Linked DNA regions of Homo sapiens: region 1 is linked to region 2. A link is a contact called in ENCODE Hi-C or POLR2A ChIA-PET data. All regions are on one chromosome and are shown on one strand. The core of a region is the stretch at or near the end of the contact, and the rest is flanking DNA. Distances in the headings are between cores, read along the strand shown. Region 1 has its middle 11 kb from the start of PLIN3. Region 2 overlaps DPP9 (dipeptidyl peptidase 9).

Evidence for each region. A loop is a pair of places that touch in the nucleus more often than their neighbours do. ChIA-PET counts read pairs that join two places held with the same protein, here RNA polymerase II (POLR2A). Pooled maps may share reads with other maps.
Region 1: a pooled map of gastrocnemius medialis shows a loop between it and region 2 (13-fold over the local background). The contact joins two enhancer-like sites. A Hi-C loop is called at or near these places in 1 of 50 pooled maps. POLR2A ChIA-PET finds 5 or more read pairs at or near these places in 2 of 52 experiments (AG04449 and AG04450).

What each region holds. Positions count from the first base shown.
Region 1 is chr19:4,877,282-4,880,200 of GRCh38, forward strand. No RefSeq gene overlaps it. Among named protein-coding and RNA genes, the nearest start is that of PLIN3, 11 kb to the left of the region's middle. RefSeq lists enhancers at 270-1,153, 1,154-2,035 and a silencer at 1,448-1,627. Within about 2 kb of position 1,375, at least 11 of the 41 ENCODE cell types and tissues checked have a DNase peak (open chromatin) inside an H3K27ac peak, as active enhancers do.
Region 2 is chr19:4,693,268-4,695,967 of GRCh38, forward strand. It overlaps DPP9 (dipeptidyl peptidase 9), which reads right to left. Exons shown (of 22, transcript NM_139159.5): 12 at 2,111-2,288; 13 at 1,394-1,556. Among named protein-coding and RNA genes, the nearest start is that of DPP9-AS1, 15 kb to the left of the region's middle. RefSeq lists an enhancer at 784-1,983. Within about 2 kb of position 1,269, at least 16 of the 41 ENCODE cell types and tissues checked have a DNase peak (open chromatin) inside an H3K27ac peak, as active enhancers do.

The sequences.
Region 1 (2,919 bases), core at 125-2,624, 180 kb after region 2:
GTCATCCCAGTACTTTGGGAGGCCGAGGGGGTGGAGTGGATCACCTGAGGTCAGGAGTTTGAGACCAGCCTGGCCAACATGGTGAAACCCCGTCTCTACTAAAAATACAAAAAATTAGCCGGATGTGGTGACATGTGCCTGTAATCTCTGCTGCTCAGGAAACTGAGGCAGGAGACTCACTTGAACCCAGGAGGCGGAGGTTGCAGTGAGCCAAGATCACGCCATTGCACTCCATCCTGGGCAACAAAAGCAAAACTCCGTCTCAAAATAAAAACAAAAACAAATACTAATAATAACAACAACAATAATTCGTTTAACTGCCTGTCTTGTAATTAACCTGGCAACTCAGCCAGACGTTGTCCACGTTGCCCCCCGCCACATTGTGGCTCCAGCGACCGGGTGGACACCTGACCAGCTGTGGCCCAACGGTGAGAAGGCAGAGGATTTTGTCTGGCAATTATTTGGGCTCGCTGCAGGAAGCCAGGGGTCTTTTAACATGCAGGCCCTGGCCTGTCCCCACCCCCAGGCCCTCATGGCGCCAGCTGCCCGCTGCCCCCTGCAAGGCGCTGGCGGGCGTGGGGGAGGGGAGCAGCTCTGAGACCCACTGTCCCCTCTCCTAGGCCAGGAGTGTCCTACTGGCTCGCATGCCCATCCGTGGAATGCCCGAGGGGACCCCGGGCCAGGCCTCCACCTGGCCATTGTCTCCTGCACCCTCCGTCCCTGGTGGCCCGTCCGGCTCTGAGCCAGACATTTACGACTTCTTGGGCCTCCCACAAGTCCTGCAGGCAGGCAGATTCCTTGTCCATGTCCGGGAAGGATGGAGGCCTGGGGCAGCTGCCTGGGAATCCGATCCCACGGGCCCCTGCAACTCCATTCCTTGGGGCCGCAGCCACCCCCACAGCCAATCCCTCCCTGGAGAACCGTGTCCAGGATGGCCAGGCCTGGCGGCTCTGGGCACGGCCCTCCCAGTGCCAGCTGCCAGGATGTGCCAGCCGCATTGGCGGGGAGAGAACAGGCCGTTCTTGGCTCTCCCGGCTGCCTCTTTGTTCCCTGGGCGGAGGTGGGGGGCTGTTGTCCTGGCAACCACCCCCTTTTCCCCAACACAGTCACACGAGGTGAAAACTGGGGGCGCCTCAGGCCTGGGGGTTCAGGTCAGGGAGGGTCCCCGGTCACCTAAGGTGGCCGAGGATCTCCCTCCTCCCCGCCAGCCCGGCTTCCTTGGAGTTCATATTTCCCGGACGACGAGGGAGGCCGGGTCACCCCCCGCACTTTTGGGGATTGGAATGTCGGAGGTGGTGGCAACAGGGGGTGGACGTTCCCAGCGGGGCAGGCACCGTGGTGGTGGCAGCTGCTAGTCCCCTGCCTGTCCCACGTCCCCCAAGTGGGAGGCCGCAGCTGGTGTGGGTGACTTTGGTTCCCGGGGCGGGGGAGGGTTATTTTGGGAGTAGGGACCAGGGAGAATGAGAGGCCCCTCCACGGGGGCAGGAAGTGGGGCGGCCCCAGCTGCATTCTCCCGTTGGCCCACCTGGCGTGGCGGGTACTGCTGCCGCTGCACAGGAAGTGTCCCCAACGCCCGCCTGTGTGGTCCACTGAGTCTAGGGCCTGGAAATGGGAGGCAGCTGGCAAGGAGGGGGCAGGGACCCGCTGGGGGTGCTGTACAGCAGATCAGAATCTTCCAGAAGAGTCCCGCTGGGGTAATGGTGGTGCCTATGGAGTGAGTGGTGACTTTGGTTCAGGCCATTTATATGCATTGGCTGGTTTAATCCAGTGTGTTCCGGAGGAAGATGCTAGGAATAAATCCCCCTTTTACACATGGGGAAACTGAGGCTCAGAAACAGAAGCGACTGGCCCAAAGTCATTCAGCAAATAAACAGCCGAGGCCAGGCGCGGTGGCTCAGACGCCTGTAATCCCAGCACTTCAGGAGGCCAAGGCGGGTGAATCACCTGAGGTCAGGAGTGTGAGACCAGCCTGGACCACACGGTGAAACCCTGTCTCTACTAAAAATATAAAAATCAGCCAGGTGTGGTGGCGGGTGCCTGTAATCCCAGCACTTCAGGAGGCTGAGGCCGGTGAATCACCTGAGGTCAGGGGTGTGAGACCAGCCTGGACAACACGGTGAAACCATGTATCTACTAAAAATACAAAAATCAGCCAGGTGTGGTGGCGGGTGCCTGTAATCCCAGCTACTTGGGAGGCCGAGGCATGAGAATTGCTTGAACCCAGGGCAGGGGTGGAGGTTGCGGTGAGCCAAGATGGCGCCACTGCATTCCAGCCTTGGCAAGACAGCAAGACTCTGTCCCAAAACAACAACAATAACAACAACAACACCAACAACAAAACAGCAGAGGCCGGGCGCCATGGCTCATGCTTATAATCCCAGCACTTTGGGAAGCTGAGGTGGGCAGATCGTTTGAGCCCAGGAGCTTGAGGTTGCAGTGAGCTATGATCGCGCCACTGCACTCCAGCCTGAGACTGGAGCGTGACTCCAACTCAAAACAAAATAATAATAATAATAATAATTAATAAACATCAGAAGTGGGATTCTCATGCATAGCATTTACTATCAGATATATTAACTCCACAGAGGCCTCCAAGTATATACTGTACAGTGTAGCTCTCAACCAGGGGTGAGTCTGTCCTTCAGGGCCCATGGGGTGATGTCTGGGGACATTTGTGGTTGTCATGACTGGGGGTTGCTCCTGATATGGAGGGGGTGGGGGCCGGGGATGCTGCTCAGCACTCTTCAGTACCCAGGATGGCCTTGCCGCAGAGAAGGAACCCACCCCTCATGTACAGTTATGCGCGGTGGCTCACGCCTGTAATCCCAGCACTTTGGGAGGCCGAGGCAGGCAGATCACTTGAGGTCAGGAGTTTGAGACCAGCCTGGCCAATATGGCGAAACCCTGTCTCTACTAAAA
Region 2 (2,700 bases), core at 19-2,518:
GACCACCCCACCTCTCTATCCAGAAGTGACCCTTGGGAGCTCTGTCCCATCCCGAGGCTGACACTGTCAGTGTGCAAGGACACCTGCAATCCCACCAGGAGTCTCGGTTCCCTGAGCTCCAGGCACGGGAACTGGCCCATACAGCATCTCCACTACCGGGCACCTCAACTTGAACACATCCAAACCCGACTCTGGATTTTTTCTCTCCTAGAACAGTCCCTCTCTGAGTCTGTCTTAGACTGGACCTGCGGAGCCCTCCGGGCATCCATGCCGCCTCCCTCCTCTCTGATCCCCCACCCTTTCCACTGCAAACGGTGTGGGCTCAGCTGTCCAAGCACATCCAGAATCAGACCCACCAGGACAGCTCAGCCACTGCCATGACAGCAAGCCTGTCGCCTCTCCCGGCCCCTGGGCCTGTGTGCAAGCTGCAACCAGAGGAGTCATCTGAAACTGAGGTGAGGGTGACGACTTCCTATTTCTCTCGGGGTCAAAGCCCAAGTCCTCCTGGAGCCCCAGCAGGCCCTGCACCATCTGCTTTTTCTCTCCCCACCCTCTCCTCCCTCTCTCCCCCTCCTCCCTGTGCTCCAGCCACAGGGGCCTCCTCCCTATTCCTCCAACATGCCAGGAACAGTCCTGCCTGCCCCAGGGCCTTTGTACGGGCTGTGGCTCTGCCCAGAGCCGTGGTGTGGACCCCTCACCTCCACAGCATGCTCTCCAGAGACGTCCTCATGCCCTCCCGTTGTAGAAAGAAGGCCCCTCACCCTCAAGCCTCTCGCCCGACTGCATTTCCTTCCACCACGCACATCACACCAGAGGCAGCACCTCTAACTGTTTCTGGAATACTGCCTCCTCCACTAGAAGGTCCCAAGAGCAGGGATTTTCCTTTTTCTTTATTTACAGTGAACAATTCCATCACAGCTACCTACAGCAGGAGCTGGCAAATGTTTCTACAAAGGGCTAGACAGTAAATCTTGGCCTTGCACAACAGTTTCTGCTGGGACTACCCAGTTCTGCTGCTGCAGCACAAAAGCGACCACAGACAGTCTCTGTAAACAAGTGGCTGTGGCTCAGTGCCAATAAAACTTTATTTATGAACACAGGTGGTGGGCCGGATTTGACCTGTGGGCCGTAGGTGGCCAACCCCTGGTTGTGCTAAGGGCCTGGCACAGGGGAGGTGCTCAGTAAATCTGCTGCCTGAATAAGCCAACAGTTGGGTGCTCTAAGCCCTGCCAGATCATGCAGTCACTGGGGAAGGCTGGCTTCCTGCCGATCCCTGTTCCTTCTCCCGCAGGGTGTGCTGGCTGAGTGGGGGGGCCGACCAATGAACAAACAGCATATTGAACCACACGTGACTAACGCGATGAGTCGACAGCATTCGTCAGGCTCTGCTCACCTTCCCCGGGGCTGAAGGGCTCACTCCAATCGTAGCCCTGGGATTTTAAAACGGCGGTGACTTTGTACAAATGGCAGAAGCCGGTCTTGCATTCATTGGCGCGGAGAAAGCAGAGCTCGTCCTCTCCCTCTGATTGGGGGAAGGGATAGAAGATGTCATGAACCTGTCCGGAAAGCAGATAGAAGATGCGTCAGAAGGTGTGGGTGGCCGGGCATGGTGGCTCACACCAGTAATCCCAGTAGTTTGGGAGGCTGGGGCAGGAGACTTGCTTGAGCCCAGGAATTTCAGAGACCAGCCTGGACAACATAGTAAGACCCCACCTCTAAAAATAAATAAATAAATTAGCCAGGCATGGTGGTGCAGGCTTGTGGTCCTAGCTACTCTGGAGGCTGAGGTGGGAGGATCACTTAGGCCCAGGAGGTCAAGGCTGCAGTGAGCTATGACCACACCACTGCACTCTAGTCTGGGCAACAGAGCAACCCTGTCTCTAATTAAAGAAAAAAATAGATGAGGGGAGAGGCTCCAATGGCTGCCAGACTCACCAACCCCCCTAGACCCTCTTCCCTGCCAGCCAGGGATGGCCAAGGCCTGAGCTCACTTCTCCACACAAGGGCAAACACCACCTGCCATTGGCGCTCAGCCTTCTAGGACGTGGGGGTGGGGACAGTGTGACTCCAGGGCCCAGGCGGGCATACAGCCAGCGCTTGCCCCGCTTACATTGATCCAGACGTTGGTGACCTCCTCGTACACCACATACGGCTGGACATTCCTGGGGACAGCTCTGGCAGAGGCTAGCCGCTGCTCCTCATTCTCTGTGCTCGGGATGAACAGGGCCGGGGGGAGGAGGACGAGCTGGAGCCACTGCTGGGGCCGGTCCAGGAACATGGCCCAGGCGCTAAGGGGGAAGATGCGGGGGAAGATGAGAGGGAAGCTGGGAGCCTCAGTGGCCTGCACAGAGAAGCTGGGGACGCAGCGTCCAAACCCGTGTGGAATCAGGGCTGGGCTTCCTGCGCTGGCTTCACCTGCACTTGGCCAAGTAACCCTGCAGCACCCACAGGCTTCCTTCCTGGCACATGCTTAGGGGAGGACAGGATGGGTGACAAGATTTCATGATCCAAGTGTTCCGGAAACAATGGCCTAAGTCTCACAGCGGCAAGCTCTAATAGTTTCTCCTCTTCACTGACTCTTCGGCCCACAGTCGCTATCCTTTATTTCGTAGTTTGCTTTATTTTATTTATTTATTTCTTTATTTAATTTTTTGAGACAGAGTTTCACTCTTGTCCAGGCTGAAGTATAGTGGCACAATC